2 separate regions of the Homo sapiens genome follow, and region 2 is linked to region 1. The links are chromatin contacts, found by Hi-C or POLR2A ChIA-PET in ENCODE. All regions are on one chromosome and are shown on one strand. Each heading gives the region's core, a stretch centred on a gene start or an enhancer-like site at or near the end of the contact. The rest is flanking DNA. Distances are from core to core; before and after follow the strand shown. Region 1 has its middle 64 kb from the start of RANBP6. Region 2 has its middle 33 kb from the start of IL33.

The links. A loop is a pair of places that touch in the nucleus more often than their neighbours do. ChIA-PET counts read pairs that join two places held with the same protein, here RNA polymerase II (POLR2A). Pooled maps may share reads with other maps.
Region 2: a loop to region 1 is called in a map with no recorded cell type, with 4 times the contacts of the local background. The contact joins two enhancer-like sites. A Hi-C loop is called at or near these places in 4 of 37 single-sample maps with no recorded cell type and 3 of 50 pooled maps. POLR2A ChIA-PET finds 5 or more read pairs at or near these places in 1 of 52 experiments (H1).

Annotation. Positions count from the first base shown.
Region 1 is chr9:6,076,447-6,082,523 of GRCh38, forward strand. No RefSeq gene overlaps it. Among named protein-coding and RNA genes, the nearest start is that of RANBP6, 64 kb to the left of the region's middle. Within about 2 kb of position 3,910, at least 20 of the 41 ENCODE cell types and tissues checked have a DNase peak (open chromatin) inside an H3K27ac peak, as active enhancers do.
Region 2 is chr9:6,179,714-6,186,192 of GRCh38, forward strand. No RefSeq gene overlaps it. Among named protein-coding and RNA genes, the nearest start is that of IL33, 33 kb to the right of the region's middle. RefSeq lists enhancers at 2,669-3,253, 3,254-3,838, 5,313-5,412. Within about 2 kb of position 5,183, at least 2 of the 41 ENCODE cell types and tissues checked have a DNase peak (open chromatin) inside an H3K27ac peak, as active enhancers do.

The DNA of each region.
Region 1 (6,077 bases), core at 2,660-5,159:
TGTGAATGTCAATGATGGCTGCTAGGAGTTTCCAAGTAGAAGAAGAGTGGCTCAAATTTTCTGTTATTTGCCTCACTTTCTACAGCCACATTCTGTTAATTTCACCCTAATGGCCCTCATCCTGGAACCATAATCTACCCTTAGAAATATACACTCACCAGGCCGGGCGCGGTGGCTCACACCTATAATCCCAGCACTTTGGGAGGATGAGGCGGGCTGATCACAAGGTCAGGAGACTGAAACCATTCTGGCTAACACGGTGAAACCCTGTCTCCACTAAAAATACAAAAAATTATCTGGGCATGGTGGCAGGCACCTGTAGTCCCAGCTTGTCCAGAGGCTGAGGCAGGAGAATGGCGTGAACCCAGAGGCAGAGTTTGCAGTGAGCCGAGATCACACCACTGCACTCCAGCCTGGGTGACAGCGCAAGACTCCATCTCAAAAAAAAAAAAAAAAAAGAAATATACACTCATCAAACAGGACAATGGTTTCCCAGCAATCCTAGTTATGGTTAAATTATTCTCAACGTTTCCTTTTCCAAAAAATGCTGCATTTCCTCTCGATTCCACCCACATAATATGACTCCTCAACTTACACAAAGCCATGCATTATTTCTATTTTTTTCTTCTCAGAAACATTAGTCATCTTCAAGACTTTCTCTTCCAAGCTTCCCGTCATATGCATAGTTGCCCAAACCTGAAGCCTTTGTTGTCATCTTCCAATCTTCTTTCTCTCCCAGCTTCACTTCTTCTCTCAACCGAATCAATCCCATTTCGTCCCCTCCTTTGTACTAAGACTCAGACTGTTTGAGTTCAGACACTCATTACTCCTTCCTGGCGTTAACACAATGTCTTCATATCACTCACTAGAGGTGAAGATACCATCCTAAAGATTACCTCTGTCCCTTCTTTGCTCTTGCTTTTTCAGTGATGCCTTCAGAGACATATTTCTTCTTTCCTTTTTTTTTTTGGCAGGGGGTGTTATAGCAGCAATAGGACAGAAACATTTTTCAAAGGATGTGCCAAGGAACAGTTACATCCGGGCTTGTTAATTATTATTTGTAAAAACAATTTATAGGCTTAAATAACTGGGGAATATTGAGTTAAACAAAGATGATATGGTTTCTTCGCTTAAGACTTTCGGGCCGGGTGTGGTGGCTCACGCTTGTAATCTCAGCACTTTGGGAAGCTGAGGAGGGAGGATCACCTGAGGTCAGGAGTTTGAGACCAGCCTGGCCAACAAAGTGAAACCCCGTCTCCACTACAAATATAAAATTTAGCCGGGCATGTTGGCAGAAGCCTGTAATCCAAGCTACTCAGGTGGCTGAGGCAGGAGAATCGCTTGAACCTGGGAGGCAGAGTTTGCAGTGAGCCAAGATTGTGCCACTGCACTCCAGCTCGGGTGACAGAACGAGACTCCATCTCAAAAAATAAAAAAAAAAAAAAATACTTTCAAAGCCTGAAACATGATACTTATTATGAATTGCTAAGGGAATATGGGCTCCAATCTATTATTCAAGTATTATCTCATTGTATATTCTGAACAAAATATAAATTCTATTATACTTTTAGCCTCAGTGAGGAAAATCAAAAAAGCAGTTTGGAAGGTTAGTTTCCAGAATTTAAGATACAAGTATTCAATTGCAAAGGCTTTATATTCTAAAATTTCTTTAGAACAGGAAATTAATAAATGAGATATGCGGATGGGATTTCTTTGCAGCCCAGAAGAAATTCAGAAGGGGCCATTGGGCAAAAACACCTTTAAATGTCTGAGCCTCCAGGCTCTGACAGAGAGAAGAAGATTAATTTCAAACCTACTTATTATATCACAATTGTGCAATCCAATGGATACTTTTCAGTGCTTGCCTTACTTGTGTCCCTGTGGTCTTTTTGTCTTGGAATTCTTTCCTCTGTCAACTTCCATTACCCCATCCTACTATTTTTCCTTCTACTTTTGAGACTGCTCTTTCTCAGCTTCCTTTCTGTATTTTTTTACATAGTAATATCCCTAAAGAGTCCTTCTTACTCTGGTTCCTCTTATCATTCTCTGTACTCTCCTTCAACTGTACTACTTGTCCTGATAACTCAACTGCCCACCAAATATCTCTGCAAAAGCCGCACATTCACTGTGAACTCAATGTGTACAAACCTAAACTCACCACTCACCCCAAACCACTAAATTCTCTAGATTCCAAATCAGAAGAGTCTCTTGTCTCCTCCATTTTAGTAAATGACACCACCAGCCCTCTATAGCTTTTTAGGTGTGGGAATATGATGAGGTTTCTTTTCAAATAGCCTGATCAATCCTTTATTCTTTAATTCATGGTACCCCCCACCCATTTTTTCTTTTTCTTTTTTCTTCCTTTCTGCCTTTGTTACATACCCAGAAACACCACAGTACCGGGCGTTATCAGTACCAGCTCACATTCCTTTCCTTATTTGGAAAGAAGACTAGCTCTCTAGCTCACTGCAGACACCCCTACTCCTTTCCCCTGTCTCCCTTATATGCCCACCTTATCTAAAAAAGGTTCAAATGTTTAGCCAATTGGGACTAGTTTAGATTGTAGGGCCCGACCCCGGCCAATGGGGAAAGGGTACAGGGTCAGGACTTGCATTAGGAATAAAGGCTCTCATGCCCCTTTGTTCAGGTGTGCTCTCATGGTGACCGGCCAAGGAGAAGCACCCCTCTGCGCAAAAGTAAAATTGCTTGGTTAAGAATCCTTTGTTTGAGTGTTCAATTTCCTTAGGATTTTGGGCATTATTCTCAACAATTCTGGTGCCCAAATTCTGGGGCTCAAATACTCTCCTTTGGGAAGGGGGTCTTTGGTCACCTCACCCAGGGGTCCCACTGTCTTGTTATGGTGGCCAGAGGGTGAGGGGGGTCAGGGCCCACCCATTGTGATGAATAAATCTGGGTTCTCAGCAAAGCAGGGAGGAGAGGCTTGCAAGACCGTGGCAATAAGAGGACCAGGTAATTCTTGTGCATGGAAAAAGGTAGGAGACTTCACAAAGGTGACAAAGTATTTCCTTGGTGGTCAGGATAATTTGGAGTTTGACAGTGTGTGAATGGGGCTAAGCATTATGGTTGTGTGGAGTGAGTGAGTCTTCTCTGCGGTTTCGTGTTGCCATCTATCGACTAGGGGCAGGAAGAGTCACAGTAGACAAAGAGAAAGAAGGGTACAAGGAGCCTCCAGAGGGGTGAGCTATAGGATATGCAGGAAACCCTTAACGGGAGAGGCTAAGCCTCCAGAAAGGGGGAGGTAAGACACCTCCAACACAACAGGTTGAACCCCCTCTTAAAGCCTCATTGAGCCTCTAGAAAGAGGGGGGTAGACACCTCTAACAGGAGAGGTTAGAGCCCCCCATAACCCCTAAGATGGGGAATGTTTCATGTAAGACAGGAAAACTAAAGAGTCAAGAGAGCAATGAAATTCCTTCTGATAGCCCCTTGGGGCTTATGCTAAAGTATTGGAAAGATAATGAGAGGACCAAGTATAAACGAAAACAGCAGATGATAAAATATTTTTGTTTTATTTGGGCTCGAGAACCCATCCTGAAACCCTCACTTTTCTGGCCAAAATTTGGGTCAAATGAGGAGCGGATTTGTCAGCTCTTAATTGAGCATGTTAATGATAAGAGCCCTGTTTCCCAGGAAGAAATTGATTACACCCTCTATTGGTGGCAGGGACCTATCCTCCTTTACCCTTTAGACTCCGGAGGGAGAAAGCCAGAAGCCAACCCCTCTGGCAGGGAAAGAGTTCCCATGTCTAGACAACCCACACCCACTAACACGTGGGACCCTCTAGATCACCTTCCTCCATTCAGTGCCCCCATCCCACTCCTCCAGTTCCTGTTTCAGGTCCCTCCCCTGCTTGTGTCACTCTTCCAGCTGCCCCCAATCCCGCCCCTCCGGTTCCCGTTTCAGGTCCCTCCCCTGCTTGCGTCACTCTTCTGGCCGCCCCGATCCCGCCCCTCTGGTTCCCATTTCCGTTTCAGGTCCCTCCCCTGTTTGCATCATTCTTCTGGTTGCCCCCCAGTCCCGCCCCTCCAGCTCCCGTTTCCATTTCAGGTCCCTCCCCTGCTTGTGTCACTCTTCCAGTTGTTCCCGATTCCGTCCCTCTGGCTGCGGTTTCGGGTTACTGCCCAGCTGTTTCAGGCCACTCCCTCACCTGTGTCACTTGCCCGTGTTCCATTCCCCCAGCTGCTGCTGCAGATCCCTCCCCGACCTGTGGTTTCTATACTCATATACTCATATTGCTCCTCCTGCCTATAATCCTCACTTTGCAGAATTACCATCTTGTGAGCCTGCCCCCCTCCTCAACAAAACTATTAAGTATCCCTCTTTAAAGGGGCTTCAATGTGAAATAGAGCAATGTAAAAAAGATATTCGAAACTTTCCATTTCCCTCCACACCTAAAGAGCCAGATCCAACTTTCTTTCCTCTAAGGGTGGTACCACAAGGACAGGGGGTGGCTATTGGCTTTGTAAACTCTCCCTTGACCAGTTCAGAAGTCCAGAATTTAAAAAAGGAGCTTAAGCCATTATTGGATGACCCTTATGGAGTAGCAGATCAAATTGATCAATTTCTAGGGCCTCAGATATACACTGGGCTGAGTTGATGTCCATTTTGGGTGTCCTCTTTTCAGGGGAAGAACGAAGTACGATTCGGAGGGCTGCTATGGTGGTTTGGGAATGTGAGCACCCTTCTGGTCAAAATGTTCCTCCTGCAGACCATAAATTTCCCACCCGAGACCCCCAGTGGGACAATAACAATGCAAATCACTGGGAAAACGTGAAGGACCTAAGGAAGATGATAATAAAAGGAATTCGAGAATCAGTACCCCGAACTCAAAATCTTTCTAAAGCATTTGATATTCAACAGGAAAAAGATGAGGGACCTGCTAGATTCTTAAACAGATTGAGGGAGCAAATGAGACAATATGCAGGCCTTGATTTGGAAAACCCCCTTGGACGAGGAATGTTAAAACCTCACTTTGTTACTAAAAGTTGGCCAAACATTTCAAGAAAATTACGAAAGATAGAAAGTTGGGAGGACCAGCCTCTGAGTGAACTGCTCAGGGAGGCTCAAAAAGTATATGTGAGAAGAGATGAGGAAAACAAAAACAAAAACAAAAGACAAAACTCATGTTTTCTGCCTTCCAACAGATGGCTCCAAATCCATATATCTCTAAGCAGGGCTTTCAAGGGGCCAGAGATTATAAGGGGCCTAAACCCTCCTTTAGAGGACTGAAGCCTCCATCTGGAGGGTCAAGGTCCTCATTTAATAAGCCCCCTAAGTGGTATAGGGGAGCAAGGGCTGAGAATGCTAAGACTGAGACGGAAGAAGGACAAGATAGAGGCTACAGATGTGGAAGAACAGGCCACTTCAAGAGGGAATGTCCTGAAATAAAGAGAGAGAGAGAAATTTTTACACTCATGACTTCCGAAGAACAATAGGGGAGTCAGGGGCTCTGCCTCTTTTATTTTGAGTCCCACCAGGAGCCCTTGATAAATTTGGAGGTAGGACCTAAACATGAATTTATCACCTTTTTAGTTGATTCAGGAGCTTCACACTCCTCTGTTTGTTTCCCTCCACCTGGTCTTACCTGCTCTTCGGAAGAAGTTTTAGTCAGCGGGGTAAAAGGAGAAGGATTTAAGGCAAAAATTTTTAGAAAGCACAGAAGTCAGATATCAAGATTGATTTACTCATATTCAATTTTTATTAATTCCTGAAGTGGGAACTAATCTATTAGGAAGGGACTTAATGGTAAGGCTAGGTACAGGCCTTCGAGTGGGCCCTAAAGGATTCCTCACTTCACTACATTTACTCACTGCTGTAAATGAGAAATATATTCATCCTGATGTCTGGTCAAAGGAAGGAAATAGAGGGAAACTCCAAATCTCTCCAATACATATCAAACTAAAAAATCCTGGGGAAATAGTAAGGAGAAAGCAGTACCCCATTCCTTTAGAGGGCAGAGTAGGGCTAAAGCCTGTAATTAAGGGTCTCATTAAAGATGGGCTTCTTGAACCCTGTATGTCTCCTTACAATACCCCAATCATGCCTGTCAAGAAATC
Region 2 (6,479 bases), core at 3,933-6,432, 100 kb after region 1:
GCTGGCCTCATAAAATGAGTTAGGGAGGATTCCCTCTTTTTCTATTTATTGGAATAGTTTCAGAAGGAATGGTACCAGTTCCTCCTTGTAACTCTGGTAGAATTCAGCTGTGAATCCATCTGGTCCTGGACTCTTTTTGGTTGGTAAGCTATTGATAATTGCCACAATTTCAGCTCCTGTTATTGGTCTATTCAGAGATTCAACTTCTTCCTGGTTTAGTCTTGGGAGAGTGTACGTGTCGAGGAATTTATCCATTTCTTCTAGATTTTCTAGTTTATTTGCGTAGAGGTGTTTGTAGTATTCTCTGATGGTAGTTTGTATTTCTGTGGGATCGGTGGTGATATCCCCTTTATCATTTTTTATTGCATCTATTTGATTCTTCTCTCTTTTTTTCTTTATTAGTCTTGGTAGCGGTCTATCAATTTTGTTGATCCTTTCAAAAAACCAGCTCCTGGATTCATGGATTTTTTGAAGGGTTTTTTGTGTCTCTATCTCCTTCAGTTCTGCTCTGATTTTAGTTATTTCTTGCCTTCTGCTAGCTTTTGAATGTGTTTGCTCTTGCTTTTCTAGTTCTTTTAATTGTGATGTTAGGGTGTCAATTTTGGATCTTTCCTGCTTTCTCTTGTGGGCATTTAGTGCTATAAATTTCCCTCTACACACTGCTTTGAATGTGTCCCAGAGATTCTGGTATGTTGTGTCTTTGTTCTCGTTGGTTTCAAAGAACATCTTTATTTCTGCCTTCATTTCGTTATGTACCCAGTAGTCATTCAGGAGCAGGTTGCTCAGTTCCCATGTAGTTGAGCGGTTTTGAGTGAGATTCTTAATCCTGAGTTCTAGTTTGATTGCACTGTGGTCTGAGAGATAGTTTGTTATAATTTTTGTTCTTTTAAATTTGCTGAGGAGTGCTTTACTTCCAAGTATGTGGTCAATTTTGGAATAGGTGTGGTGTGGTGCTGAAAAAAATGTATATTCTGTTGATTTGGGGTGGAGAGTTCTGTAGATGTCTATTAGGTCTGCTTGGTGCAGAGCTGAGTTCAATTCCTGTGTATCCTTGTTGACTTTCTGTCTCGTTGATCTGTCTAATATTGACAGTGGGGTGTTAAAGTCTCCCATTATTAATGTGTGGGAGTCTAAGTCTCTTTGTAGGTCACTCAGGACTTGGTTTATGAATCTGGGTGCTCCTGTATTGGGTGCATATATATTTAGGATAGTTAGCTCTTCTTGTTGAATTGATCCCTTTACCATTATGTAATGGCCTTCTTTGTCTCTTTTGATCTTTGTTGGTTTAAAGTCTGTTTTATCAGAGACTAGGATTGCAACCTCTGCCTTTTTTTGTTTTCCATTTGCTTGGTAGATTTTCCTCCATCCCTTTATTTTGAGCCTATATGTGTCTCTGCATATGAGATGGGTTTCCTGAATACAGCACACTGATGGGTCTTGACTCTTTATCCAATTTGCCAGTCTGTGTCTTTTAATTGGAGCATTTAGTCGATTTACATTTAAAGTTAATATTGTTATGTGTGAATTTGGTCCTGTCATTATGATGTTAGCTGGTTATTTTGCTCGTTAGTTGATGCAGTTTCTTCCTAGTCTTGATGGTCTTTACAATTTGGCATGATTTTGCAGCGGCTGGTACTGGTTGTTCCTTTCTATGTTTAGCACTTCCTTCAGGAGCTCTTTTAGGGCAGGCCTGGTGGTGACAAAATTTCTCAGCATTTGCTTGTCTGTAAAGTATTTTATTTCTCCTTCACTTATAAAGCTTAGTTTGGCTGGATATGAAATTCTGGGTTGAAAATTCTTTTCTTTAAGAACGTTGAATATTGGCCCCCACTCTCTTCTGGCTTGTAGAGTTTCTGCCGAGAGATCCGCTGTTAGTCTGATGGGCTTCCCTTTGAGGGTAACCCGACCTTTCTCTCTGGCTGCCCTTAACATTTTTTCCTTCATTTCAACTTTGGTGAATCTGACAATTATGTGTCTTGGAGTTGCTCTTCTCGAGGAGTATCTTTGTGGCGTTCTCTGTATTTCCTGAATCTGAATGTTGGCCTGCTTTGCTAGATTGGGCAAGTTCTCCTGGACAATATCCTGCAGAGTGTTTTCCAACTTGGTTCCATTCTCCCCGTCACTTTCAGGTACAACAATCAGACGTAGATTTGGTCTTTTCACATAGTCCCATATTTCTTGGAGGCTTTGCTCGTTTCTTTTGATTCTTTTTTCTCTAAACTTCCCTTCTCACTTCATTTCATTCATTTCATCTTCCATCACTGATACCCTTTCTTCCAGTTGATCGCATCGGCTCCTGAGGCTTCTGCATTCTTCACGTAGTTCTCGAGCTTTGGTTTTCAGCTCCATCAGCTCCTTTAAGCACTTCTCTGTATTGATTATTCTAGTTATACATTCTTCTAAATTTTTTTCAAAGTTTTCAACTTCTTTGCCTTTGGTTTGAATGTCGTCCCATAGCTCAGAGTAATTTGATCATCTGAAGCCTTCTTCTCTCAGCTCGTCAAAGTCATTCTCCATCCAGGTTTGTTCCGTTGCTGGTGAGGAACTGTGTTCCTTTGGAGGAGGAGAGGCGCTCTGCTTTTTACAGTTTCCAGTTTTTCTGCTCTGTTTTTTCCCCATCTTTGTGGTTTTATCTACTTTTGGTCTTTAATGATGGTGATGTGCAGATGGGTTTTTGGTGTGGATGTCCTTTCTGTTTGTTAGTTTTCCTTCTAACAGACAGGACCCTCAGCTGCAGGTCTGTTGGAATACCCTGCCGTGTGAGGTGTCAGTCTGCCCCTGCTACGGGGTGCCTCCCAGTTAGGCTGCTCGGGGGTCAGGGGTCAGGGACCCACTTGAGGAGGCAGTCTGCCGGTTCTCAGATCTCCAGCTGCGTGCTGGGAGAACCACTGCTCTCTTCAAAGCTGTCAGACAGGGACACTTAAGTCTGCAGAGGTTACTGCTGTCTTTTTGTTTGTCTGTGCCCTGCCCCCAGAGGTGGAGCCTACAGAGGCAGGCAGGCCTCCTTGAGCTGTGGTGGGCTCCACCCAGTTCGAGCTTCCTGGCTGCTTTGTTTACCTAAGCAAGCCTGGGCAATGGCGGGCGCCCCTCCCCCAGCCTCGTTGCCGCCTTGCAGTTTGATCTCAGACTGCTGTGCTAGCAATCAGCGAGACTCCGTGGGCGTAGGACCCTCCGAGCCAGGTGTGGGACACAATCTCCTGGTGCGCTGTTTTTTAAGCCCGTCAGTATTCGGGTGCGAGTGACCTGATCTTCCAGGTGCCGTCTGTCACCCCTTTCTCTGACTAGGAAAGGGAACTCCCTGATCCTCTGCGCTTCCGAGTGAGGCAATGCCTCGCCCTGCTTCCGCTGGCGCACGGTGCGCGCACCCACTGACCTGCGCCCACTGTCTGGCACTCCCTAGTGAGATGAACCCGCTACCTCAGATGGAAATGCAGAAATCACCCGTCTTCTGCGTTGCTCACGCTGGGAGCTGGAGACCGGAGCTGTTCCTATTCGGCCATCTTGGCTCCTCTCAGGTGAATTTTGATCTACCATTAAAACAAGGTGCCAGGACCGGATGTTTCGTAACAGTGCTCTCTCTAACTCTTAAATAACAGATAGTTCTAATCCTATTTAAGCTCCTTCATTTATTTTATGAAGTCAGCATAATCCTAATTCCAAAGCCAGATGGAGAATATAAAAATGTAAAACTCTTACAAATGAATCTAGATACAAAAATTCTAAATAAATTATTAGTAAACAAAATCTAGCCTCTAATAAAATGAATATTACCAAGTTGTGTATATTTTAGGAATGCAAATGTATGATCTAAAATCAATCACTTATCACTCATTACAACAGCAAATTAAGGAAGATAAACTACATAATCATATCAACACTTGCTGAAAAGGTGTTGATAAAATTCATCCATCTCCCCTAATAAAACCTCAACATAACATAGAAATAGAAGGAAATCGATGAAAAAAAATGAATGGCAAGTACATGAAATATAATAAGCTCTCATTCATTTAATATATACTTAAGTAGTTCCTAGTACCAGGCACACTCTGGTGATACAACAGTGAACATGATAGATACAATCTGTGCTCTGCAAGGCTTACAGTACAGTGGGAGTGACTGGAAATTTATTGGAGGCTTTGATGTGGAAGAAGGATATGGAAATCCATGAGAAAACACTATGCTTAGTCAGGGCCATGTGACAATAGAATTTCTGCAGACAGTGACAATTAAATTGAGATCTGAAAAGTGAGAAAGATGTATACAGATTAAAGAGAGGTTGGTTGGAGAAAATATTTCTGGGATAGAGAATAACCCTTACAAAGGCCTGGATAGGAGAGAACGAAAGTAAGTTGAGTATGGCGAAAGTACAGAGCAAGAGCTCAGGATGAAGTGTGTAATACAAACTGCGAAGAAAGGCTCAGCCCAGATCAGGAAGGCTTTGGAAGCCAAATTTAGGAGCTTGGACTTTACCCTACATGCAATGTGAAGACATGGCTGGGTGTTAAGTAGAAGAGTTGCACTGGTTCTTTTGTTTCCCATACCTCCAGATCCATTCTCTGCCCTGGAAATCAGATCCCCATAGGGTCTGTCACCCACTCTCCCTTGCCTACTGGCTTCCAGATGGGTTCAGCCAATGCGGTGCCTTTTCCCTGGGTCCCCTTGCTTCAGTGCTACACCCGATAGTAAATGTATCCCTCCTTGAACACAGGTCCTGCCAGGCAGCCCTTTTGTGGCTCCAGCTTTCACTGAGTAACTATTTCTTGTCTCTTCAGACCTACAGATAAATATGGCTTCCCCTGTTTCTAGTCTCTTTCATTCTGCCCACACCTCTGTAAGTAGCCCTTTCATCAAAGCTTTTCATTTGAACCATCTGAATTAAAGTCTATTTCCTTTTGGGACCCTGACTGATACAGGCATGATTAGGTCAGATTTGTGTTTTATAACAATCCCTCTGGCTGCTTTATGGAAAACAGATTGGAAGATGGCAAAGACCGGCTCCAAGGAGACCATTAAGGAGGCTGCTGTAATTCTGGAGGTAAGAGAGGATGGTGGCCTGGGCTCAGGTAGCAGAACTGGGGTTCAGGAGTGAGGAGTTTAACTCCTGGCCAAAACCGTATGTGTGATATTTCAGGCCCAGCCACAGGCAATTGCAAAGGCTTTGCCTGGAAGGCCTCATAGGAAAAGCTGCCCTTCCCACACCAGACTTGGTACAGAGCCAATGCATTGCAGTGTCTGAGGAGAGTTGCAGTCAAAGATTCAGGCCTCCTGGCCAGCTATGCTCTTATACATATCTGCATTCATGGCCCAGGCACCTCCATTTGGAAGTCTTCTTCTTTTCAGGGAAGCTTGAAGACACTTTACCCACTCTGACTCAGTACTCGATATTTTCTACTTGCAGCCCTCCCATTCTTCCTCACTTCTGGCTCCAGGGTCCATAAAACTGCAGGTGCCTTTTGGTTGGAGATCCCTAAACAGTGAGTTGACTCCACCAACACACTGTTCCACTGGGGGAAATGAAACAAAGGGGAGTCAAGGTTTGACTGTTACTTTCATTTTGGCTATTTTTAATCAGCTACTCTAACGCCTGAAAGCTTAGCTGAGTGGCTGATGGAAAGAAGCATGTAGATTCCAGAGATATTTGGACGATAGAGTTGACAGGATTTGGCCATTTATTAGATTGGGGGATGGGGTAGGATAGAGAACAGTGAGGGAAAATAAAAAGCCAAGGAAACTGCATAGGTGATTTGGGCAATAGAGTGGATGGTGGTGCCATTCACTGGACCATGAAACAAGGAACAGGAGCTGAGTGGCAGGAAAATACTTTCATCTGGGGCATGACACTTCAGAGAAGCCTGTGGGTCATCCAAGGCAGATATTCAGAAAACAGCTGGATATGTAAAAAGGAATTTAGCGGAGAGGTCTGAATTGTTATGTAGATTTGAGAATCATTCATTAATAAATGGTAAGTATAGATATTGGCATGAATAAAATGAAGCTGGGAGAATACATAGAATGAGAAGAAAAGATGGCCTGAAACTGAGGCTCACCATGGTCTCTTTTTAGACTTGTCCTCTTTTGGTTCTCTAGATAATTCTCCAATGATATGTTTTTCTATGACCCTCTCAAAACCTTTCTTAAACTTACTAAATAAAATAGAGACAGCAGGTTATAATGACAGAGCTTGGAACATTATAGATACTCAGTAAATGTGCACAACCTTCCTTTCTAACTCTGTATTTCTCAGGATTGTGTTAAGAATCCTGAGTTAATTAAGGTTCCTGGCTAAAGACAAAGCTATGTCTAAATGAAGGCAGCTGTTATCATACTTGCAGGTGCTATATTTCTTTAAATAATGAGTTTTATATATTTACTGTAAAGGATTCTTTTAGTTCACATATTATTTCTCCTAAACAGCAAAGGATACCACCTTTAAACCAAACCAAACCAAGTCATGCCTCTGAGTGAAGTTGTAGAATAAT